Regions from separate parts of the Homo sapiens genome. Here region 1 is linked to region 2. Evidence: read pairs that join two places in POLR2A ChIA-PET (ENCODE). Cell type or tissue: Caco-2. All regions are shown on one strand. Each heading gives the region's core, and the rest is flanking DNA. Links, peaks and the distances in the headings are about the cores only.

Region 1 (15,252 bases), core at 364-8,363, 110 kb before region 2:
ACACACTTTTGACACCTGATGTGTGGTGTGTGGGGATTTTCCCCCAAACATCAGGCAAACAGTCAGCTCTGCAGGGGATGCCAACTTGGTGCCCTACAAGTCAATTCCGAAGCTCTCTACTTGGAGATAGCATCAAATCACACAAGTGGAGGGCTCAGTCTCACAAGACTGTGCCCACTTTCTGTGCCAATGGCAAGCCTCAGGTTGTTTTACCTGTGCTTCTGACCGGCCACCTATAAATCAAAGTTCCCGTGACCTCCCTCCTTGGCTTTGATTAATTTGGTCACAAAACTCAAGGAAACATGTTTACTGGTTTATTATAAAAGTATTTTATTTTGTGTATTTATGTATTTTTAATTTTAGATTCAGAGGGTACATATGCAGTTTTGTTACATGGGTATATTGCCTTATCGTGAGGTTTGGGTTTCTAATGATTCCGTTGCCCAAACAGTGAACACAGTATCCAACAGGTAGTTTTTCAACCCCTATCCCCCCACCGTCCTTCCCCACTCTTGGACTCTCCAGTGTTTATTGTTGCCATCTTCGTGTCTGTGTTCCCAGTGTTTAGCTCCCACTTGTAAGCGAGAATATGCTGTATTTGGTTTTCTGTTTCTGTATTAATTCACTTGGGATAGTGGCCTCCAGCTGCATCTTTGTTGCTGCAAAGGACATGATTTTCTTCTTTTTTTATGGCTACTATTAATATATTTTTAAAGATACAGATGAAGTGATATGTAAGACAAGGTGTAGAGGGAACGGGTCTGGAGCTTCCATGCTCTGTCTGGGGCAGTGGCGCCATCTCGGCTCTCTTCAACCTCCAAGGGATTCTCATGTTTCAGCCTCCCGGAGTAGCTGGGATTATAGTGTATGCCACCACGCCCAGCTAATTTTTGTATTTTCAATAAAGACGGGATTTCGCCATGTTGGCCAGGCTGGTCTCGAACTCCTGGGGTGTGAGCCACCATGCCCAGCCAAAAGTTCTTCTGAACTTTGTCCTTCTGAGCTTTTATGCAGGCTTCATTATGTAGTCAGCATTCATTAAATCATTGGCTTTTGGTTACTGACCTAACCTTCAGCCCCTCCTTGGAGGGTCAGGGGTGAGACTGAAAAGTCCCAACCTCCTACTATGACCCTCACCCATCATGAAGCCACCTAGGGGCTGCCAGTCACCAGTCATCTCATTAGCATACAAAAAGACGCTGGTTATTCCAAGGATTTTAGAAATTGTATGCCAGGAAATGGGAACCAAACATACATATATTTGACAGTATTACACCAAGGATTCTGTTTCAGCTCTTTCTACTATTTTTCTTTTTTTTTTTTGGAGGGGGACAGAGTTTTGCTCTGTCACCCAGGCTGGAGTGCAGTGGCTCAGTCATAGCTCACTGCAGCCTTGAACTCCTGGATTCAAGTGATCCTCCCACCTCAGCCTTCCCAGTACAGGTGTGTGACACCATGCCTGGCTTCATTCCACTATTTCTTAGGAACAGAATGTATTTTAAGGTTGTTGGTCCTAAATCAAAAGAGTGTTCCATTTTTAAGGGCTTTCTTGAGAGCAGTGGTTTTCTAATTATTCTGACCTTGACCTAAAGAAAGATTGTACATAGTTGATCTGTGATCTGATGCACCCATATAGAGACAAAGTTTTATGAAATAATCGTTTACTGTACAATTTTTCTTTTATCTTCTATCACATTAGAAAATCCTGGTGAGTTGAAGGCCAGGCATGGTGGCTCACGCCAGGATGGTCTCAATCTCCTGACCTCGTGATCCGCCGGCCTCCCAGAGTGCTTGGATTACAGGTGTGAGCCACCGCGTCTTGCCCGGCTTTTACTCTTAAGTTATATGGGAATCTATTACAGAGTTTGAAAAAAGGAGTGATGTGATCTGGGCCTGTGTTTTAACGAGGTGGTTTCTGGTTGCTGTGTGGAGAATAGATGGTAGAAAAGTAAAGGTAAAGCAGTGTAGGCTGGGAAGAATCTTCCTCCAGCCTTTTGGGTTCTGTTTCTGGGGGCTTGTGAATTAAACTGACAAAACAGATTATTTAGAGTTTATGCATGCAAGACATGTACACACAGGAGTGCTCAGTAATAGTAACTCAAAGGGGGCGGTTAGAACTTGAGGCTTTTTTTTTTTTTTTCGTTTTTGAGAAAACAAGTTCCACTCTTGTTGCCCAGGCTGGAGTGCAATGGTGGGATCTTGGCTCACTGCAATCTCCACCTCCCAGGTTCAAGCGATTCTCCTGCCTCAGCCTCCCAAGTAGCTGGGATTACAGGCATGTGCCACCACGCCTGGCTAATTTTGTATTTTTAGTAGAGATGGGGTTTCTCCATGTTGGTCAGGCCGGTCTTGAACTCCCGACCTCAGGTGATCTGCCCACCTCAGCTTCCCAAAGTGCTGGGATTACAGGTGTGAGCCACTGCACCCAGCCAAGGCTTTCTAATTTAGTAGGAAAAAGGAAGCTGGGAGAAAGGCTTCTATGAGAAGAACAAATAGGTTTCTTTAGGAAAGACAAGTTTTTTTAGGAGAATAAATAGGAAATACGTTTGTGGTAGTACTTGTTTATGCAGGTATGGTGGGTCTTTCCAGCTTCTTCATGATCTTAAAACTGCCCTGGAGAGGGACTTTATGGCAGCCTCGTTTCCCAGAAGTTGCTGCTTTTAGTCAGATAAGAGAAGCTCCCAGAAGGCTTTTTTTTTTCCTCTGCATCTGTTGAAGCTCAGATGCTTCAGCTTAAAAGCTTAAAATAATCTTTATAACAATTCAGGGCTTCTTTTTTTTTTTTTTTTTTTTTTGAGGCTAATTTTGCATTTTTAGTAGAGACAGGATTTCACTGTGTTGGCCTGGCGGGTCTTGAACTCCTGACCTCAGGTGATCTGCCTGCCTTGGCTTCCCAAAGTGCTGGGATTACAGGCGTGAGCCACTGTGCCGGCCAACTCAGAGCTTCTGAATGGGTCGCTACAGCTGTGAGATGGGAACTTTTGCGCTTAATCCAGATGAGAGATGATAGTTGTGGCTTGGACAAAGGTGATAGCTAAGGATACTGTGAAAATGGTCAGATTCTGGATATATTTTAAGGGTAGAGCTGATGTACTGACAGATTGGATGAGGATTTTGGGAAAAGGGAAGGCATTCGGGATGACTCCAGGTTTTGGGCCCAAGCAACAGGAAGAATGGAGTTGTCATTTACTGAAATAGAAAAATGACATAACATATAGTAGGACAGATTTGTCCCACAGATATTTACTGAGTACCTGCTCTGTAAAGATACAAAAGATATAACGTTGTAAAGATAGTCTCCCCTTCGAGATATTTACATTCTTAAGACAACTATAGGTAAGTAAGTTTATTAGTTTGCCAGGGCTTTATAACAAAGTACCACAGACCGAGTGGCTTAAACCCAGTGATTTCTTATCTCTGAATTCTAGAGGCTGGAAGTCTGGGATGAAGGTGTCAGCAGGGTTGGTTCCTTCTAAGGGTGGTGAGAGAGAATCTGTATCATGCCTCTCCCCTGGCTTTTTTTTTTTTTGGTTTGCTGGCAGTCTTTGATGTTCCTTGGCTTGTAGATCTCTGCCTTCACATGGCATGTGGAATTCTCCCTGTGTTGTAAGCCTTTGTCCAAGTTTCCCCTTTTTATAAGGACACAGTTATATTGAATTAGCTGCTCACTCTACTCCATATAACCTCATCTTAACTTACTACATCTGCAGTGACCAAGTAAGGATACATTTTGAGGAATTGGGCATTAGGACTTCAACATAAGAATTTGTGGAGGACATGCCTCTGCAGTGTTTGGCCTATACTGTAGTTAAGAATTGGAGACTGAGACTGGCTGGTCAATTTCCCATTGCTATTGCAATTACAAATAATAATGGCTACCACGATATATTGAGCCTGATAAATATGTCAGGCATTATACTAGGTTCTTTATATTCCTGACATCATCTCATTCTTTGCTCAATCACCCTGTTCGAGTAGGTGGTATTATGCTCATTTTTACAGATGAGAAAACTGAACTTTTTTAGAATGTTAGCACCCTGCTGCAAACCACACAAAATTATCATAAAGTGCACACAAGATACCATCTATAAAAAAATGAAGATTATTCCTGGGACCATATTTTAAGACCAGAGTTATCCATTGTTTACTTCTGCTAATTCTGAATTAGCTTGTCCTTGTAATATGACTTGATAATGTCACCCCCTCAGAGCAATTTCAAGCAGTTTCCTAATCAAGCATAATGACTCAAATTATATCCTCTCTTAGCTGGGCATGGTGGTGCTTGCTTGTACTCAGGAGGCTGAGGCCAGAGGATCGCTTGAGCCCAGGAGTTTGATGCTGCAGTGAGCTGTGATCACACAACTGTACTCCAGCTTGGGCAACAGAGTGACGCCTTGTCTTTTTAAAACAAAACAAAACAAAGGCCGGGTGCATTGGCTCATGCATGTAATCCCAGCCCTTTGGGAGGCGGAGGCGGGCAGATCACTTGAGGTCAGGAATTCGAGACCAGCCTGGCCAACATGGTGAAACCCTGTCTTTACACAAAAATTAGCTGAGCATGGTGGCACGTGTCTGTAATCCCTGTAATCCCAGCTACTTGGGAGGCTGAGGTAGAATTGCTTGATCCCAGGAGGGTGAGGTTGCAGTGAGCCGAGATGGCGTTACTGCACTCCAGCCTGGGAGACAGAGTGAGAACCTGTCTCAAAAAAAAAGAAAGAAAAGAAAAAAAGAAATAAAATTATATCTTCTTTCATGTAGTGTGGTCACTAACAGATTTTAGCAGACTAAAGATCTAGGTTACTCTTTTTTTTTGAGACGGAGTCTCAGTCTGTCGCCCAGGCTGGAGTGCAGTGGCACAATCTTGGCTCACTGCAACCTTGGCCACCCGGGTTCAAGCAGTTCTCCTGCCTCAGCCTCCTGAGTAGCTGGGATTACAGGTGCCTGCCACTGCACCCGGCTAATTTTTGTATTTTTAGTAGAGATGGGGTTTCACCATCTTGGCCAGGCTGGTCTTGAACTCCTGACCTTGTGGTCCACCTGCCTTGGCCTCCCAAAGTGCTGGGATTACAGGCGTGAGCCACCACGCCTGGCCCTAGGTTACTCTTTAAAAAAAAGGAGGTAAAGTTGACATAAAATTAACCATTTCAAAATGTTTAGTGGGCCGGGTGCAGTATCTCACGCCTGTAATCCAGCACTTTCGGTGGCCAGTGTGGGTGGATTGCCTGAGCTCAGGAATTCAAGACCAGCCTGGGCAACATGACAAAACCCTGTCTCTACTAAAAAATACAAAAAAAAATCAGCTGGGGGTGGCATTGCACACCTGTAGTCCCAGCTACTTGGGAGGCTAAAGCACAAGAATTGCTTGAACTCAGGAGGTGGAGGTTGCCGTGAGCCGAGATTGTGCCACTGCACTCCAGCCTGGGCAACAGAGTGAGACTGTCTCAAAAAAAAAAAAATAAAAAAGCGTATAGTGGCATTTAGTACATTCACAATGTTTTGCTGCCATCACATCTGTCTAGTTCGTCGCCCTAAAGGGAAATCCTTTACCCATTAAACCATCACTCCCATTTCCCTTCCCTTCAACCCCTAATCTTCTGTCTCTAGATTCACTTATTCTGGATATTTTATTATATAAATGCACTAATACAGTATGTGACCTTTCATGTCTGGCTTTTTAAATAACTTTGCATGATGTTTTCAGGGTTCACCTGTGTTCTATCATGTATCTATCTATTATGTCTGAATAAGCCATTGTATAGATAGACCAAGTCTCACTCTGTTGCCCAGGCTGGAGTGCAGTGGCATGATTTCAGCTCAATGCAACCTCCACCTCCTGGGTTCAAGCAATTCTCCTGCCTCAGCCTCCTGAGTAGTTGGGGCCACAGGCATGAGCCACCACGCCCGGATAATTTTTGTATTTTTAGTAGAGATGGGATTTCATCATGTTGGCCAGGCTGGTCTTGAACTCCTGACCTCAGGTGACCTGCCCACCTCAGCCTCCCAAAGTGCTGGGATTACAGGTGTGAGCTGCCGCACCCAGCCAGATATACCATATTTTTACTTAGGCCATATTTACTTATCAATTAATGGACAGTGGGTTGTTTCCACATTTTGGTGATTGTAAATAGTGGTGCTGTGAATATTCGTGTACAAGCTTTTGTTTTAATAGCAGTTTCAAACAAAACAGCTATTGGGGTCGGGTATATACTTTCTGGGTCATATGGTCATTCTGTATTTAACTTTCTGAGGAACCTGGTTCCTCTTGAATTGAGCTAAATGGCCCTTGCTGTTATTATTTGTCAGAGGGTTTCCATGTAGTGTTGCTTTATTTTTTTATTTTATTTTATTTTTTTGAGATGGAGTCTCGCTCTGTAGCCCAGGCTGGAGTGCAGTGGCGCAATCTCAGCTCAGTGTGAGCTCCGCCTCCTGGGTTCATGCCATTCTCCTGCCTCAGCCTCCTGAGTAGCTGGGACTACAGGCGTCCGCCACCACACCCGGCTAATTTTTTCTGTATTTTTAGTAGAGACAGGGTTTCACCGTGTTAGCCAGGATGGTCTCGATCTCCTGACCTTGTGATCCACCCGCCTCGGCCTCCCAAAGTGCTGGGATTACAGGCGTGAGCCACCACGCCCGGCATGTTGCTTTATGTTGTAATATCAGCTTTGGTAACTTGGATTCGCAGTAAGCAGCAAGTGGAGTTAGGTTTATATTTTTCTCATATTTTAAAACAAATGATGCTCTCAGAATATAATTAACATTTATTGAACTGTTAATGCATTTTAGGTAGTGTTGAGTGCTCATTTAATACAGCAGAGTCTGAGGGAGGAAAATTCCATTATTGAGCTCATTTTACAAATGGTCAAATGGGGTTAGAGTACGTAACTTGCTGGGGTAAAAAGCGGCAGAAATAATATTTACTCCAGAGCCCGTACTTTTAACCACTTCCTCCCAGCCATGATTCTCTGAGTTAAAACTATAAAGCCTGATTTGCCTCGCTTTCTCTTCTGCGACATCTGTGTCATAAAGGAGTATACTGAAGGCGGTCTCAGGTGACCATGGTGTGCTCATTCCAGGTTCCATGCCTCTGCAGCGGTGCCTCATGTTTGCTGTGTAGTTGCTGTCCTAACAGTAAGAATTCCACGGTGACTCGCCTCATTTATGCTTTCATTCTCCTCCTGAGCACTGTCGTATCCTATATCATGCAGAGAAAAGAGATGGAAACTTACTTGAAGAAGGTAAGAAGTAACAGTGCCCTTAAGGTATTGGTTATTTTTATTTTTATATTCTGCAAAATTCTAGTTTTATTTCGTCGTTGTTAATCAAGTTGGTTGTAATTTGGAGATTTTTTACTTATATGGGGGTGTGGTCAAAACACAGAAATATGAGGACATTAGTCCTTTTCCAGAAATACAGAATGAACATCTGGGCTCCAGTCGAACAACTGAGAGAAAACATTAAAAGGGTGGCTCCAAAACATTTTCTTTCCTTATGTGTTAAAGGTCGAAGCATCTAAACTGGACTAGTTCTTCACCTTTGGAAGGACTCAGTCGTAGCTGGAAAATCTCACAGGAAAGTGGCACACAGCCTCTTCATCCTAAAAGGGCAAAGAAGAGAGACCATATTTTTTTGAAACTAAGACTCACTCTGTTGCCCAGGCTGGAGTGCAGTGACATGATCTTGGCTCACTGCAACCTCCGCCTCCCTGGTTCAAGCAATTCTCCTGCCTCAGCCTCCCGAGTAGCTGGGATTATAAGCATGCACCACCATGCCCGGGTAATTTTTTGTATTTTTAGTAGAGATAGGGTTTTCACCATGCTGGCCAGGGTGGTCTCGAACTCCTGACCTCGTGATCCACCCACCTCGGTCCCCCAAAATACTGGGATTACAGATGTGAGCCACCGTGCCCAGCCGAGAGAGCATTTTTATTTTTAAAATGCATGTTATTTATACTGTTTGGTAACAAGATTGTAAATGAATTGGAAGACAAAGAGAAAAATTCCATAGTCAGTCTTGCAGTTGTTGAAGTAGTTAATTTTCTAAATCCAGGCTTTCCTGCAGTGGGTTAGAGTCTCTGTCTAAATGTAGATATTCTCGTAACATTGAAATTGCTTTTTTCCAGATTCCTGGATTTTGTGAAGGGGGATTTAAAATCCATGAGGCTGATATAAATGCAGATAAAGATTGTGATGTGCTGGTTGGTTATAAAGCTGTGTATCGGATCAGCTTTGCCATGGCCATCTTTTTCTTTGTCTTTTCTCTGCTCATGTTCAAAGTAAAAACAAGTAAAGATCTCCGAGCGGCAGTACACAATGGGTATGTTAGATTTATGATTAACTGGTTACATTATGGTGTGGCTCTTCCTTCCCTTCAGCAGTTAATATAGCCATTCTGATGAAATCAATGGAATATGTAAATGAGTGGCTCAGATGCATTTCTGATCTATTATGCATGTGAAATTGTTTTAATGTCATTTTCAGTTAGATTGCTGTAACATGGAGGGGATAGGGGGTCTTGTCTTTTTATTTTCTTCTATTAAATTCCTTTGCTTCATGTTCTTAGATTTTTATTGAACACCTGTTAAATAGTTGAAGCACTATGCTAGATACTACGTACACACACACTTTTTTCTTTCTGTTGTTTAAAGATAAACATGTACCTGATAAATTTAAACAGTGTACAAAAGTCAGTGAATATATATGTGCTACTGATTTACATATTCTATTGCTTCTGACTCCTGACCACCTTTTACCTATGTTTCTAATTCTCTCCTTTTTTTTTTTTTTTTTTTGTTTTGTTTTTGGAGATGGAGTTTCACTCTTGTCACCCAGGCTGGAGTGTAATGGCGTGATCTCGGCTCACTGCAACCTCCCCCTCCCGGGTTCAAGTGATTCTCCTGCCTCAGCCTCCCTAGTAGCTGGCATTATAGGCACCTGCCACCATGCCTGGCTAATTTTTGTATTTTTAGTAGAGATGGGGTTTCACCGTGTTGGCCAGGCTGGTCTAGAACTCGTGACCTCAGGTGGTCCGCCCGCCTTTGCCTCCTGAAGTGCTGGGCTTACAGGCGTGAGCCACTGTGCCCAGCCGTATTTCTAATTCTCAAAGACTGAATGGCGTTTTATAAACTTGATGTGTATTATAATCCCCTTTTTACAGATGTAGTAACTGAACTGCAGAGAGGTTAATAAATTGTCTGAGACCTGTTAACCAGTTGGAGGTTGGAGCTAAGATTGAAACTTAGATCTGTCCAGCTCCAAAGCCTGGTTCTTTCCACTCTGCCATACAAGGCAGTCATTAAAGATCATGAACTGAAAATCAGGTGCCAGTGATGAGCTGTGTCATTGTGGGCAAGGTATCTGTGCCCTGTGTTGTAAATATTTGTGATTACTTTTCATCCAGACCTTAACAGTTAATGGCTGTGTGTGTACCTAACACTGTTATTTTAGAACTCCCAGAATGCTAGAAAAATGCCTACCTTTAAGTGCTAAAAGTAGGGAGACTCTAAATTTTCAGTTTTCTCTGGTAATAAATGTGAGTGATTTATCTTCTAGGCTAATGTTGTCCTTTAATTGTGTGAAATATTAAATGAATTAGCCTATTAAATGAATAGTCAAATGAAGAAAATAGTCCAGACAATCATGTTGGGAAAAAAGCTATTAAGTTATTATTTTTGCATTTCAGAAATGAATTTTTCTCAGTATAAGGGTGAAACTTAGCATTTCATAAATGCATTTTTATATTTTAATAGGTTTTGGTTCTTCAAAATTGCTGCCCTTATTGGAATCATGGTTGGCTCTTTCTACATCCCTGGGGGCTATTTCAGCTCAGGTAGGGTTCACCATTGAGGGGGTTAATTTTAAACTATATAAACTCTATAGATGATTGAGTTAAAGCTACATTTTAGGCCGGGTGCAGTGGCTCACACCTGTAAGCTCAGCACTTTGGGAGGCCAAGACGGGCGGATCACCTGAGGTCAGGAGTTTGAGACCAACCTGGCCAATATGGTGAAGCCCTGTCTCTACTAAAAATACAAAAATTAGCCAGGCGTGGTGGTGCACGCCTGTGATTCCAGGTACTCAGAAGGCTGAGGCAGCAAAATTGCCTGAACCTGGGAGGCAGAGGTTGCAGTGTGCCAAGATCGTGCCACTGCACTCCAGCCTGGGCGACAGATCAAGACTCTGTCTCAAAAAACAAAACAAAACAAAACTACCTTTTAATTACTGTTTTTGTAGAACTGACAAGTAAATGAGATGGTATCCGATTAATATGACTTAGTACCTGCAACTCACTATATATATATATATATTTTAGACAGTCTCACTCTGTCTCCCAGGCTGGAGTGCCGTGGCACGATCTCAGCTCACTGCAACCTCCACCTCCTGGGTTCAAGCAGTTCTCTGCGTCAGTCTCCCGAGTAGCTGGGATTACAGGCGCCCACCACCACGCCCAGCTAATTTTTGTATTTTAGGCAGAGACGGGGTTTCACCATCTTGGCCAGGCTGGTCTTGAACTCTTGACCTCATGATCCACCTGCCTCAGCCTCCTGAAGTGCTGGGATTACAGGTGTGAGCCACCACGCCCGGCTGCAACTCATTATTAATATGTGGATTTAGGTCAGGAGGCATTCACTGCACCTCTCAGATTTTCTGGAACCATATGTTAATCTTTTGGCAATATCTTAATAGTTTGTGTTCTCACTTGATGGAATACAAAGCTAATCAGAGAGCCTGTCAAAATAAGGACTTACAACTCTTGTGCTCCCCTATCTCTGTCTTAACCTACTTCCTAAGCATGGCATCAGGTGACATCTTTAGATTTCTACTGTGATTTAAAAGAAAAGACTTATAGTATCATTTGGAACTCAGGTCCCAGGCTTCCCTTGGCACAAGCTAAAACATATTTTAAAAGGTCTGAAACCCAGTAGAAAGCTTTTAAGAATGCCGTTGAGTTTGGAATCTTGCTGTACTGCTGGAGACAGAATGTCTTTACCACCTCTGTCTTGTTTTAATTGAAATCCGTTCAGAATGTTGGATCTTCTGAAATGTTACTCTATGGTAGAGAATAACTTTGTTCTCTTGGTTCTTGTAGTCTGGTTTGTTGTTGGCATGATAGGGGCCGCCCTCTTCATCCTCATTCAGCTGGTGCTGCTGGTAGATTTTGCTCATTCTTGGAATGAATCATGGGTAAATCGAATGGAAGAAGGAAACCCAAGGTTGTGGTATGCTGGTAGGTATCTCTACTCACCTATGTTAGCCATACTGCTACATTAAGCACGGTGTACAATAAAAATCATCATTATAGTCCCAGCAGCTATAGTCCTCAGGGACAGAAGTCCAAGGTGGGAGAATGGCTTGAATCCAGGAGTTCAAGACCAGTCTAGGCAGCATATTGAGACTCCATCTTTACATTAGAAAAAAAAAATTTGCCAGGCATGGTGGCATATACCTATAGTCCTAGCTACTCAGCACGCTAAGGCAGGAGAATCTCTGGAATCCAGGAGTTCAAGGCTGCAGTAAGCTATCATCATGCCACTGTACTGCAGCCTGGGTGACAGAGCAAGACCCTGTCTCTAAAAATAATAATAACATTAAATAAAAGGAAAAAAATCCACAATTTCCAGAATTTGGCTCTGAATTATATGCATCACTGGAAGAAAGTAGCACAGATAATATAAATTGTTCGATTTTCCCAATTTATGTATTTTGAGAGTCATAATTTAATTACATGTGTTTAGATAAGGAAAAACAGTTATATTTAGTGACTTAGTTCTGGTTTTGATAACCTTGTTTCCATGGAGAGGAAACTCAGATGGGTTCAACATATGGGACAGCTGCCCACCTACTTTAGGCAGATAGGAGTGAGTAGTCCTTATGGCCTTATTCAGAGAGGGGCCCCATACCTGCTATGAAAAACTTTCTGGTGGGAAAGGGGCACTTACAATTTCTAGAGTGATAATGGGATTTAACAGTAGCTTGCGAATATATTTTGGCTATGTTAGAGCACTTACTACTTCATAATATACATTTGCACACATTTCTGATTATTTCCTTAGGACAGATTCCCAGAAATAGAAGAGTCAAAGTGTATGAATATTTTAAAATGCTTTCAGTACATACTATTGAATTGCGCAGTTTTATTTTCATTTGATTTAGTTTTTTAAAATATTTACATGTTTTTAAAAATACTATGTTTACCATAAAGACAAATGATAGAACTTTATAAAGACTAAAACATGCAAATCTCCACCTATCTGCAACCCATTTTCCTTTCCAGATGTAGCCACTCTTGTGAACCTTTATGTATTTATGCATTCACCTTGCTTTTGTATTTAAATGTAAACAGGATTGTACTGTATGTTGTTCCATGACTTGCTCTTTTCACTTCCTACATGATGAATATCCTTCCTTACCAGTGAGTGTAGGTATGTCTTACTCATTTAACCTGCATTCAAGCTCCTGGCATGGAGTTTACTGTAAGCTGCATGGTATTCCATTCCATACAATTCCATGGCATTCCATAGCGGAGTATACCATAATTTATTTAACCTTTACCCTAGTGTTGGTCATTTAAATTGTTTGTAATGACAATTTTATTTTTATCTATTTTTTTTCTTTTTTTTTGAGATTGGGTCTCACTCTCTCACCCAGGCTGGAGTACAGTGGCACAATCATGGCTCACTGCAACCTCTGCCTTCCTGGCTCAAGCTATCCACCTCAGCCTCCCAAGTAGCTGGGACTACAGGTGCACACCACCACACCCACACTACCACGCCTACACCACCACGACCGGCTAATTTTTGTGTTTTTTGTAGAGACAGGGTTTTGCCATGTTGCCGGAACTCCTGGACTCAATCGATCCACCTGCCTTGCCCTCCCAAAGTGTTAGGATTGCAGGCGTGAGCCACCACACCCGGCTGTTATTTTCTTTAATTCATTTTGGATCATACAACTCTAGAAGAATTTATTGAGTTGCAAATTGGTCATACTTTACAGTAACTAAGTGTAGAAAAATCTTGTATATTCAGAGGTGAAAACATTAAGTGTGCTAGTAACTTAATGTACATCATTTAATTTTAGACATGCAAAATTCATTGAGATAAGTAGAAACTAGTTTTCTTAATCTGGGCTTTGACTTGAATACAAGTTAGCTGAGCTCATCATTCTTGCAGTTGGTCTGAGTGTACTGTATGTGCTGTTTCATGTTTTCTAATTTTCAGAGCTACACAGCTAATTGTTTTGTTTGTTGTTTGAGATGGGGTTTTGTTCTGTTGTCCAGGCTGGAGTGCAGTGGCACCATCTCGGCTCACTGCAACCTCTATGTCTTGGGCTCAAGCAATCCCCCTGCCTCAGCTTCCCAAGTAGCTGGGGCTACAGCCTTATGCCACCATGCCTGGCTGATTTTTGTATTTTTTGTAGAGACAGGGTTTGGCCATGTTGCCTGGGCTGGTCTGGAACTCAGGCTCAAGCAATCCAGCCACCTTGGCCTCCCAAAGTGCTGGGATTACAGGCATGAGCCACCATGTTCAGCCAACACAGCTAATTGTTGATTTTTAGTGTGAATGGAAAAGACCATTACTTTAGATATTAAAAAATAGCAAATGAGCCACTTTTCCAGTTCAGGGACAGTCTTATTGTTTGTGATGGGAAATGGATTTAGATAGCCAATGGCTGCAGAGGAAAAAACTGTCATAAAAAGATACCAGTGTGTGTATTCTGTTTTCCTCTAACACCATCCTGGCATGGAGCTTGCTGTGAACTGGGTCATTTTGAGGGTAAAGGAATCATTTAGGTTCCTAAGAAAAGCTCACAATACACATTAATTAACATATAGGTAGCAGTAAACTCTAGCTGGAATGATCAAATGTCTGGTAATCAACCCATGAAATCAAATCAGGTAATTCAGGAAGTGAATTCAGTTGCTTGGTGGATTTTGGAATTTAACATCAAGCCAATTGAATACAATCTTGATACTTTAACCTTGAGACCTCTGTAATTTTACTGTAAATTACCCCAGAAAAGTGACATAATGTCTCCTCATTTTTATATGGAGTGGAAGAAAATTGGCCTTCATTATTAGTTTATTATAGTTGTGGTCATTCATATTGGTTTCCCTTTCTCCAGCTTTACTGTCTTTCACAAGCGCCTTTTATATCCTGTCAATCATCTGTGTCGGGCTGCTCTATACATATTACACCAAACCAGATGGCTGCACAGAAAACAAGTTCTTCATCAGTATTAACCTGATCCTTTGCGTTGTGGCTTCTATTATATCGATCCACCCAAAAATTCAGGTATGATTGTTTACTACTTCTTTCTCCTGTGAAAGGTTTTTAATTCTAAGCTTAAAATCTAGGTACCCTTTCTTATGAATTTATGTCTAAGTTTATCCACTTGAACATTTTTCCATATTATAAAGTCTTCATAATTCTATTTCATGCCTATATCATAATTAAATGAATTTCACTATCATTAAAAAAAAACCCAGGTAACTTGAAAATTTATAGTGCTTTTTTTTTTTTTTTTTTTTTTTTTTGAGATGGAGTCTCGCTCTGTCAACCAGGCTGGAGTGCAGTGGCACAATCTCGGCTCACTGCAACCTCTGCCTCCTGGGTTCAAGCAGTTCTCTGCCTCAGCCTCCCGAGTAGCTGGGATCACAGGCAGCCACCACCGGGCCTGGCCAGTTTTTGTATTTTTGGTAGAGATAGGGTTTCACCATCTTGGCCAGGCTGAACTCTTGACCTCGTGATCCACCCGCCTCGGCCTCCCAAGGTGCTGGGATTACAGGCGTGAGCCACCACGCCTGGCCGGGAATGAGTCTTTTTTTTTTTTTTTTTTTGAGACAAAGTCTCACTCTTGTCCCCTAGGCTGGAGTGCGATGGTGCAATCTCAGCTCACTACAACCTCCACCTCCTGGGTTCCAGTGATTCTCCAGCCTTGGCCAGGCGCCTGCCACCATGCCCGGCTAATTTTTGTATTTTTAGTTGAGACGGGGTTTCACCATGTTGGCAAGGCTGGTCTCGAACTCCTGACCTCAGGTGATCCACCCATCTCAGCCTCCCAAAGTGCTGGTTTTACAGTTGTGAGCCACCGCATGTGGCTGGGAATGATTCTTATGAGTCATTAGCCAAGATATTTTAGGGGAATTAAACTGAAAAATAATTGATTTTAATATTTCAAAACAAAACTCATGCTCTTGAGTTCTAAATACCATAGTTTAGGCTGGGTGTGGTGGCTTAACGCCTGTAATCCCAGCACT
Region 2 (11,194 bases), core at 2,648-10,647:
TAGGGTGGGCCCAGGGATCTGTGTTTAAAAAGCTCCATAGTTGACTCTGAAGTGCAATTCTGTTTGGGAAATCATTGGTCTGGCAGATCCCTCCAGGGATCGACATTGCAGGACTCCAGGATTCTGAGAGGGCATTACAAGAACTTGGATGTGGATGTTAGGTCTCAGGGCTGGTCCTTCTCAGAGCAAATGTATGAGCACTGGCCCCTGGCAGAGAATCAGCTTGATGAAACCATTCTCTGCAGGGGGTACAAGGCAAGACTTCTAAGACTGGAGTCATAGGTAGGGGCCCAGCAAGCTCACAGAAGGACATAGCCAGCCCACTGAGAGCCATCTGCTTTAGTGCTTGCCTGAGGACCAAAGGATGGCTTGAAACAAAACAGCACCAGGCTGGTAGCCTCAAGGATCTCATCTTCTCATCTTCAAGGTTGGGTTAGGGAGTTTGGAGGTTCCATAGCAAGCCAAACTAGAAGGTTAAAATCCTTTGTTTGTTCATTAATTTGATTGTTCATTCTTTCAGTTATCAAATCCTAAATGCCTACTAAATGCCAGACACTTTTTAAGACAATGGAGGCACAATGTTTAAAAACGAGAGACAAGGTCTCTAATCTCATCGAACTAACATTTATAGGAGAGAGGATGAACAGATAGTAGAGAACAAATAAGTACAGAGGACACAGGGTGATCACAGCATAAAGGAAAGAAGGAAGGAGAAAAGGTGGGAGGAAGGGAAGGAGGGAGGGAGGGGAGTGGAAAGGATGGTGAGAGCAATGGGGCAAGAATGGCTACGTTAGATGGGGAGGTCAGAGAAGGCCTCTAAGGAGGTGAAATTGTTGTTAGAGGAAAGAAGGCATTTGTCTGAAGATATTTGGCACAAAATAAGCCTTCAATAAATATTTGAATGAAGGAAGGAAAGGGGAAATGAATGAATGAATGAGCAAACATCTTGACTTCCTCTCTAGCTCTAGCTGCTCCTGGGCAGCCACTTGTCCTTGCCCCTTCTATTCCCCATGGATAGAAACCTGTGAGGAAAACAGAAAAAGAGGAAACTGCCTGGGAGGGAAAATCCACTTTCCATGACCAGTATGGAGGGAGGCCGAGGATGCTGATTGCCAAGCGCCTCCTGCGCACTGGGCACTGTGCAAGTCTTTCATCAGTCACTCCAGTGGCCTTCACATCGCGAAGCGGAAGACCTGGATTTGAATCCCAGTTCTGTCGCTAACTTGCTCTGTGACTTCAGGCAAATTTCTGTCTCTCTCTAAGCCCCAATCTCTTTCTGCAATTGTATCCAGGCCCAAGAAGCACACCAACTGGGAATCTAGTTTCTGGGGCAATGTCAACAAAATTGGGAAGCCCTTTGGAGGACAATGCCCCCGACTTTCCCAGGGATGCCCCACCTGCATTGGGCAAGCTGGGCTCCTCATATACCAGGAATGGGGAGCTGGGAACCCTTCTGATCCCAGGTTCAACCCCCTGATATGGCAGCTGTTCTGGGGGGTGGGCCGGGAGGTCGGGGTGGTGTGTTAATGATTGTCCTGTGTTATTGGCCACCCATCATTGCTCTCTGAGAATGCTCTGAGCCCCAGCCAGGGAGGTTTGGGTGGGAAATCGAGGTTAACAATTGCTCAGGTTGGGGGTATCTTGTTGCCCTGCTAAGCCCCTGGGAAGGAACAGGAGGGATTAAACATTAATGTAGAGACTCCAGCAGAGGGGACTGGGGCCAGAGCACAAGGAACAGGGGAGAGGGTAGGGGCGGATTGTCCAAGATCCTTGCCCTGTCGACTCTGCTAATGGAAGGAGGAACCATGGAAGAGGGCCCCGGGTCCAGCCCCTGTATGAGGCTGGGGACAAGCCAAACCAGCGTTTTCACAGTGTCCCAATGTGCAGTATTAATAGGTGTTCCAGGAGAATCTTGCCGAAGGAGTTTGAGAAGCCTCGGCCTCTGCAAAGTCAAACAACTGCCTGGACGAGACTTCTCAGAAGCTTTCACAGACTCACATGCATTGTCAGTGTCTTATGCAAAGGTGCGAAACGGGTAAGCGAATGCACCAGAGTCTGTCTCCGAAGCTGAGAAGGTGGCCCAGCCCAGCTCCTCTTCCCCAGATGGGTAACATCTCTTTGGAGGCCCAGGGGTGCTCTGGGCAGGAGCTTCATAGGTGGCATCTCCGAAATTCATCTGTCCTCAGACACACGCCACCTTCCTTCAACCCTTTCTTCCCCCTAGGGACATTTCAGTATTCCAAAAAAATGTACGGTGGGAAATATGATGCTCAGTTCAATTGTTTTGGTGGGAAACACGATGCTGAGTTCAATCGTTTTGGTGGGAAACAAGGAAGAAACTAATGTTTAGGGAGACCAGCTCTGGTCTGGCCACTGTGCAGCTTGCCCCATCACCTGATTTTTGTACTTTTCAGACACCAATGTCCTCAATCCTCCCAACCACACTCTAAAGTGGATATTATCATTTCCACTTTACAGATAAGAGAACACTGAGGCTCAGAGAGAGGAACTCATTTGCCCAGGATTAGGCAGACAACCAGTCTTAGAGCCATAGCTTAAGCCAAAATCTCCTGATCCCTGTCCTAGGGTCCCTGTCAACATCCCCCTGGGAGAGCCTCAGGTACAATGGTCAGGAGCTTGGACTTTGGAGCTTCCTGCCAGGTTCTAATCCCAGCTATGCTGGATAGTAGCTATGTGACCTTGAGCAGGTTACTTAACCTCTCTGTGCCCCAATCTCCTCACCTATGAGATGGCAGTAATAATAGTACCTTAGTACCTACCTCATAGAGTTGTTGGAGGAGCTAACTGAGTTAATATTTGTAAGGTGATTTAAAGTTTCAGACACGTGTGTGCACTACATATTTTGTTAAATAAAATAAAATCAAGCCAGTCCACGGCTATATCCCAGGTGGGCCAGCAGCCCCCTGGCTGCCCCGCCCACTGCCCACTACTGCCCACCATCCACGCCCATCCTCACCTGGTCGTCCAGGGGGAGCTCGCAGAAAGCTGGGATGTACTTGGCCCACTCAACGAGAACCAGCAGCTGCTCCTTCATGGACTCACACACATCTGCGATGCTGGCAATCTTCTTCGCCCGAATGTCGCCGTTGATCCCGGAGACGGGGGAGGTGATCTTCGAGAGATACAGGGAAGAAAATGCTGGAGATGTCCGGGCCCTCCCGCACTCTCTGTCCCCTGCACAGAGCCCCCTCCCTGGAATCAGATGTGGGGAGGGGGCTGGATAGTGGGTGCCCTCCAGCTCTGAAGGAAGCTCAGGGTAAAAACGGAGGGAGGGAGGAGGCAGGGATGAGGGAGAAGGGCTCCCTCTGTGCCTTCACCTGTTACCTGCCCCCTGCCCCCTCCTCTGTCAGCTTTAGAGCCCCAAGGAGTCTGTCAGCCTTAGAGGAGAAGCAGGGCAAAAAATCATCATCCTTTTCTGACAATGAGGCAACCATGGCTCAGAGAGGTGCTGTGACTTGCCCAAGGTCACTCAGCAAGGGAAGGGCTGGGCCCCACTTTGCCACCTCTCTCCACTGAGCCACTGCTCTGTTCTCTCGGAGCTGAGCTGATCGCAGGCCCTCAGTGAAGGTGAAGACTCTGCTTGGCCTGTGGGATGCAGGCAGTAGGATGAATTAGAAAGTGCCCCAGGGCGCCAGGTTCGATTCCTGCCCTTGCTGCAAACTGGGCCATGTGAAACCGGACTCAGTGTCCCTTCTGTAATATCTGAGGCCCCTCCCGTCAGCTGCTCCAGGGCCTGGCTGGGGAGAATGGAGGTGGAGGAGGTGAGCTCCTCTGTAGTGTGGGGGATCCCTGGGTGGGTGGCAGGATCACCCCGGTACCTGTCGGGACAGGACCTCCGCCTGCAGGAGCGCATTGATGGAGGGCAGGCTGCTGTCCTCATAGCTTGACCTTCGAGTGCTGATCCGGTCCCGCTCATTCTGGACGGCTGTGAGGAGGCACAGAGAGGTGAGGAGGGAGAACAGGGATGGAGTAGGGGGTGGGGGTGTCTGTGACTGATGAGGAGTGGGAGCAGGAGGTGGGGGGTGTCCAGAGAACAGGCCCACATCAGCATGTGGAATGAGGGGAGATGGCCTCTAACTCAGCTGGTGGAAGAACTTTCCACATATCACAACTGCCCCCAACACAATGGAGAGGCTATAAGAGTGATCCACCCATCAGCAGGGGCGCGCAAGACAGTGAAGACTCGGCTATGGGTTTAAAATTGGTCTTGAGCATTGAGGAGGGGATCTGACTAGCTTAAAGATGTTCAAGCTCTGGTCTACAAAAGGGTCCCTTTCTTTCCAAATGAAAGTGAGTAAAGCAAGCAAAACAAATTACTCTGGGTGACAAGGAGATGGCCTGGGGATTCCTGAACAAGAGGATCTGGGGGCTCCAACTGCCTTGATGGTTTTGTCCATCAGCAGGAGCTGCATGTACTCCAGACTAACCTCAGCATCAGCAAGGCCAGGCGCTGTCTCCCTCCCTCCCACTGCTGCTCTGTTCCAGGCACTGAGGGATCTGGAGCCTACGCCCACCGGGGCCCCAGGCTCCACTGCCTGCTCCCATCTGGGTCAGTCCTGGCCTGAGATAGAAGATGATCCTTCCACCATCCCGACAGTGGATGGGATAGCCCTTGGAGTCCAAGAGGCCTCACTGTGGAATGAGGCTTGGCTGATTCAGAAAGGAGGGAGGTTGAAGCTGCACCAGACCCGGCTTCCTGTCTGGAACCTGCCACTCTGTGTGCCGGTGGCAATCGCAGCCTCTCTCTGGGGCTCAGTTTCCCTACCCGTAGGCATTTCCCTGCCAGCCGGCTCCCTGCACTCTTTCTCGTCTCAGGGACTGGCATCAAGCCTGGCCACCTTCCTTGGCTTCCCCTCACACCCCAGTGCTGTCGTGATCCTGACAAACAGACCTGCTGCTCCCTCCCTGCTCCCAGGCCCGCTGTCTCTCCTGGATTAGATCAGCCTCCTCCTGGGCTCTGCTTCTGCCTTGCGCCTGCAGTCTGTGTTCCTCTCAGAGACAGAGGGATCCGTTCAAGTCATGTCGCCTGCTGCTCAAAACCAGTGCCTTCCAACCTCACAAGTCCCCAGGGCCCTTCCTCTCCTCTCGGATCGCACCTTTTACCGGCTTCCCCCTACACACTCTGTCCGCGAAAACCCGCCTCCCCACCTGGACGCATCCGCACGCTTGTAGGCTGCTGTGGTCACTGCCTGGGGTTCCCTTTCCTGCACAGCGCAGCAGCATCTTCATTTCACTCCTGCCTCTGCACAAATGTCGCCTTTCAGACACCCTCTCCAGCCACCCTGTCTAACACAACATGACTCCCACCCTGGCCCTGCCCCCCATGCTTTATTTTTCTTCAAGTCACTTATTGTAGAATTATTTGTTACTTCCTTTACTATCTGTCTCTCTCTGAGAAGGAAAGCTTCAGAAGGCCAAAACTCCATCCCTCTAGTTCACTGCTGTAGTCCCAGCCACCAGAACAGGGCCTGGTTCACAGTAGGTACTCAATGAATATTTGTGCAGTGAGAGAACGAAGGCATTGGAAGAGACAAGCTCTAATTCTTTTTCTTTTTTTTTTTCGAGATGGGGTCTCATTTTGTTGCCCAGGCTGGACTGCAGTGGTGCAATCATAGCTCACTGCAGCCTCAACCTCCTGGGCTCAAGCGATCCTCCTGCCTCAGCCTCCCGAATAGCTGGGATTATAGGCGTGTGCCACCACGCCTGGCTAAATTTTTTTTTTTTTTTGAGAGACGGGGTCTCATTAGGTTGCCCAGGCTGGTCTCGAAAACCTGGCTTTAAGTGATCCACTCAGCCTCACAAAATGCTGGGATTACAGGTGCGAGGCACCACACCTGGTCATAAACTCTAATTCTTATAAGAACCCTATTTCTCCAGGGAACATTGACACCCCAGCTATTCAACTTTCTCTTGATGTTGACACATTGTTAAAATCAGAGAATAAAAGTCAAATCCTTTGCACTTGAGCCCGGGAGTCAGTGGATAGAACAGAAGTCCAGAGGCAAGCAACCTCCTCTCAGACCACCATGTGGACGGGGCCAGCTCAGAGCACGGCTTCCCTGACCGGGCCGTCCACCCCACCCGCCCACACCCCTCCCACGGCAGCCTCCTGCCAGCACCCGCACCCACCCATCAGGGCGCCGAGTGGCCGGCGGGCGGAATGAAAGGGCTGCTGTCAGCAGCTGCGGATAGGGCTCCTCAAGGTTAGGCGGGCGTTATCAGTGCCCGGCGCGAGCTCAGTCACGGAATGATGTTTTCCAAATGTTTGCTCAGTATTAGCAGGGTCGGGGACCTAATGTAACTTCTATTGAATATTAACCGACCTGGGCAGAGGCGGAGAGGTGATGAGCCTGTCTTCCCAGGGAACTCCTGGGTAGGGGGCTGTGGGGAGCAGGGCAGGGGCTTCCGAGGAAGGCCTCTTCAGATGGCCCCTGGCCCATCACCTACGCTCACCTCCTGCAACTCTGGGTCCGCTTTCTGGGCTGGGTTTTTGATGCCAGGAGCCGAATATTTGTCCTGGGCCTGACAGCTTAGGCCAAGGCAGGTGTCTGTCTCCCTGGCTTTCGGTTGCAGGAAAGAATTCTTGACCTGCTGTTGGCCCACTGACCCCCAGGGTTCTCCCTGGATTCTTTGGCCTTCCAGGGAGCCCCTTCCAGCCATGGTGGACTATCCTGTGGCAGAGACTTATAGGCCCATGAGACCTGAAGCCCCTCTCTGTGGTCGAGAGAAAGTTTCAGCCATCTAGATCAAGAAATGTGCCTCCCAAGCTGATCACTGCAAGTTTCACTCCAGGGAGCTTGGTGTCTGCTCAGCTCTGGGGAGCCTGAGTTCTAGACCTGACTCCACCCCTGACCCGTCACATCACCTCTCTAGCCTCAGTGTCCTCTTCTGTAAAGTGGGGAGCAGGTAGATTTGATGACCTCTTATAGACTCAGCTGGTCTTGAAATCCTACCTTTCCAGCTCACACTTTCTGGTTCTCAGGGACTATTTTAGGGTTTCAGTCCTCAAATTCTCCTAAGGTCATCAAGAAAAAGAAATAAAAACTTGTCCCAACTCTCCTGGCCAGTGAGACTTCCACCGAGACTTTCTTTTGGCTTTGGGAGCTTCCCAGCAGGCTGAGGAGGGGTGGTGGGGCCTAGAAGACAGGCACAGCTAGGAATACCCTCATTTCCTATGGCTTGACCACAGTGGCAACTGAACACTTTGTCACTCTGGCCCGTTCTCAAAACAACCAAGTGACTGCATGTGTCATGATCTTCCAGGTAACCCAGGCATGTAAACAAACACTAGCATCGACTAACCCACGCTCACTCGCCATCAGCCAACTCTCCTATCCTCCGGGCAGCATGTCCGTTTCCCTGGGCCAGGAAGCAAGCAGCTATTTTCAAGGCTGAGCTAAGGCTGAATGGTCTGGGGCTCTCATCCCCCTTCCAGGAGCCTAGTAAGGGGTTTGCTGGCTTTGCAGCAGCTCAAGAAAGGGCCAGGGGCCGGGCGCAGTGGCTCATGCCTATAATCCCAGCACTTTGGGAGGCCGAGGCGGATCACCTGAGGTCAGGGGTTCCAGACCAGCCTGGCCAATATGGTGAAACCCTGTCTCTACTAAAAATACAAAATTAGCCAGGTGTGGTGGCACATGCCTGTAATCCCAGCTACTTGGGAGGCTGAGGCAGGAGAATCACTCACACCCAGGAGGTGGAGGTTGCAGTGAGCCGAGATACTGCCATTGCACTCCAGCCTGGGCAACAAGAGCGAAATTCCATCTAAAAAAAAAAAAAAAAGAAGGGACCAGGGAACAAACACACCCATCCTAGTGGGCAGTGTGACTTGTGCAGGTAGGTCAGGGAGTGAGGAGCGAGACTCATAGGGCTGAAGGGTTCATTATCCAATGTCCTCATTTTATAGATGGGAAAACTAGAGCCCAGAAGAGACAGAAATGTCCCTAAATTACACAAGTGAAAATGACTCTGGATGTCTAATAAAAGACATTTATAACAACTGACCACACGCAGGACCAGGCCACACGCAGTGGAGGTGGGTAGCCATCCACTCAGGAGGGCTGCCAACCCCTCTCCCATCTGCCTGTCACAGACCTGAACTTTCACTGTGAGAGAGCTGTTCTCTCAAACACAGTGCCCTCTGGATGACACCTATGAGGAATCATAGTGCCTAAAATCTTAGGCTTTTGGGATAATGGAATCACTGACTAATACAACCACAGAAATGTTGGAACCTTAGACTGTAGTTCTCAATCTTTTTCTTGCCTCCAACTGTTCACACATGCATCAGGTTCCCATTCATAATCTTTCCCAGTCCACAAAATGGAAGTTGAAGTGGATGAGACAGGCTTAACCCCATTGAAAACTGGGTTTGGGAGAGGAGGGAGTATTTGCAGCTTAAAAAGCCCCTCTTGCCCTTGGAGAACCACTGATATCTAGATGTTAGAATTGCAGCGTTCAGAGCAGGCCTTGGGGACCACCCACTCCTGCATCGGGATCAGCAAGCCCAGATTTTCCAAGACAGCTCATGAGCCCAGACTAAGGTCCCATAAGGATGAGACATAGAAGATATTTCCAAGGGAGGGGGCAGAGAAAACAGGGGGCCAGGAGCAGATACAGGGGAAAGAGAGTCTACCAAAGCCTCCCCTCCCCTCCTTCTCAGTGGGCCCTGGAGCAAGCTGGGTCCTACGTTCCTGCTTCTGGGGTGTGCTGGGGTGATGGGGGTGAGGGGTGTTTGTACCGAACTAGCAGGACTAGACCAAGGTTTGGCTGGTACGGCACAACTGTGGGCTAGAAGGGAAGGTCTGGGACTAGTCGCAGAGCTGGGAAAGGTTGAGTTTAGAGGAGCAGGAAATGAAGAGATTCGAAAATGAACTCGTTACTTTTTTATTTTTTTTGAGAGAGTCTCGCTGTCTTGCCCAGTCTGGAGTGCAGTGGCATGATCTCAGCTCACTGCAACCGCCTCCTCTTGGGTTCAAGCAATTCTCCTGCCTCAGCCTTCCGAGTAGCTAGGACTACAGGCATGCACCACCACGCCCAGCTAATTTTTTTGTATTTTTAGTAGAGACGGGGTTTTACCATGTTGGTCAGGATGGTCTCGAACTCTTGACCTCAAATGATTTGCCTGCCTCGGCCTCCCAAAGTGCTGGGATTACAGGCCTGATTCACTGCGCCTGGCCTCAAGTTACTTTAAAGCAGTTAAAAGATTTTTGCTTCCCTTGCTTGGGCTGAAAACAATTTTAAATGTCCCTGGTATCTGGAGAGCATAAAATAATAGACAGTGCTGAAGTGTGGTCCAAATAGCAGAAGCTCTGGGACTTCAGATCTTCCAAGGATCAGTTGTGGGGCCCTAGGCAAGTTGCTTAACCATTGTGGGCCTCAGTTCCTTCATCCACAAAAAGGGAGGAATTGTAATAGGTTCAATGGGCTGGGCTCATTTCATTTTCACAACATTTTCCCATATAGGGTTGTCATGAAAATGAAATGAACCCAACCTACTGAAGTGTGGAAAAAGCACAGCCCAGTGACTGATACCTGCTGGTAGCAGGAAGCCTGGCAAGACCTTAATAAATGTTGTGCTCTGGTCTTCTCCTCCTTTGTCCAGGATGGGTCTGGGGTCTTGTTCCCATTTTCTAGAATGTGAAGACTTTGGAGATCACGTGATACCCACGAATGAATACTAAGGGAACTGGGGCATTTGTCCCTGGGACCGGAAGCTCAGGCATCGGGCTCCTCTGGCTGTCCCTTTTGTAAAGTTGGGATAGTGAGTACTCAGATGTTTGCAATATCATTCTCTATGCTTGTCCTAACGTTCGAAATATTATATTAAACACACACACACACACACACACACACACACACACAACGTGGCTGCTTTGTGGTGGCGCAGACAGGCAGGCAGGGGTGGTGGTTGCTGGGAGCCTGAGGAGCCAAGAGTGGGAGCTTATCTCTCTGAATCTTTCTCAAGACCAAGCCCAGCCGCTCCCTATGGTCAGATTTCCAGGCCCTCCCTCTTCTCAGCCATTAGCCAGTCACCCTGGGGCCTGCCACTGAGTCATAAAGTGTGGCTACAGTTGTAAATGACTGTCGGGGAGCTGTGGGTGCAGGTGGGGCAGTGGTGGTGGGGCGGGGAGGGCCGAGGCTCACCTTCCTTCTTCATGCCAGCCCGGAAGCATTTCTTGAGCCTGCAGTAGCGGCACTGGTTCCTCTTGTCTTTGTCCACCACGCACTGCCGGCTAAATCTGGGGAGGGCTTTGGATGGTTGGATGGAGAAGACACAACTTCCTCCTCTTAGGACAGAACTAGGGCCCTGGCTATCCAGTTGACCCCCCAACCTCAGTGCTCTCATCTCTTCATCCCGGGAGTTCTCTCTTGAACCCACCAGGAGCTGGAAAGGTGCTATGAACTCTCTAAGAGCCCAGTCCTGTCCTGCTAAACATGGGAAAACTGAGGCTCAGAGAGGCAACATGTGGTCCTGGGTCGCTCTGCTGGTTGGTGTTAGAGCTGAGTTGGGAACCTTGACCTCTGGAGTACCAGAGCCCTGCTATTTCCACCACATCCTATAAAAGCTCAGAACCCATAGCAGGCTCCTGGTTATGGCTCAGAGTTAATACTCGGTTCACATAAGCCTCTCTCTGGAGGGGGATAGGAAGTAGAGGCAGTGCCACACCGTGGTGATGGGTGGGGCCCTGAATGTTAACCCTGGCTCTGCCAGTGATTCAAGCTGGTTGACCTTGGGCAAATGCCTAGCCCTCCAAGCCACAGCTTCCTCCTCTATAAAATGGGAATAACAACAGTAACCATCTCACAGGGGTGTTGACAGGTGAAATGAAGTCATGCGCCGATGGGGCACAGTCTTTGTACATGACAAGTGCTCGCAATTGACAGCTGCTATGATTTTATTATTGTCATTACCCAGAACAGGAGATGCTTTCGAAAGAGGGCTCTCCAAGGCCTTGGGAAGACTTTGGGGTTGGTGGAAGCCCCTGGGGTAGGTGGAACGGCCTGGGGTCAATCTCCTATTTGTCCCAAAAACAGCACCAGACTGGAAGACGGGCTCATCTACTGAGGCTTCAGGAGAGGCCCCATGGAATGGGAAAAACAACAATGGGCTCAAGGGGATGGGTAAATACACACAAAGACTTAGTATTGTGCCTGGCATATGATAAGAGCTCAA

Evidence for each region. Peaks named below come from ENCODE experiments on the same cell type or tissue, not always from the same donor. Only the 100,000 strongest peaks of a DNase experiment are listed, where the experiment ranks them.
Region 1: POLR2A ChIA-PET joins it to region 2 with 7 read pairs; 3 of 35 experiments call an interaction of 5 or more read pairs at or near these places.

What each region holds. Positions count from the first base shown.
Region 1 is chr20:44,505,862-44,521,113 of GRCh38, reverse strand. SERINC3 (serine incorporator 3) reads left to right here. Exons shown (of 10, transcript NM_006811.4): 2 at 7,074-7,235; 3 at 8,120-8,313; 4 at 9,746-9,825; 5 at 11,086-11,223; 6 at 14,118-14,287. Among named protein-coding and RNA genes, the nearest start is that of SERINC3, 8.6 kb to the left of the region's middle. In Caco-2, for the core only: no CTCF peak of the experiment used is centred there; a DNase peak (open chromatin) is centred at 3,453.
Region 2 is chr20:44,406,446-44,417,639 of GRCh38, reverse strand. HNF4A (hepatocyte nuclear factor 4 alpha) reads right to left here. Exons shown (of 10, transcript NM_175914.5): 3 at 10,165-10,259; 4 at 3,840-3,946; 5 at 2,978-3,133. MIR3646 (microRNA 3646) reads right to left here and starts at 9,520; the gene lies at 9,437-9,520. In Caco-2, for the core only: no CTCF peak of the experiment used is centred there; DNase peaks (open chromatin) are centred at 4,815, 6,239 and 10,029.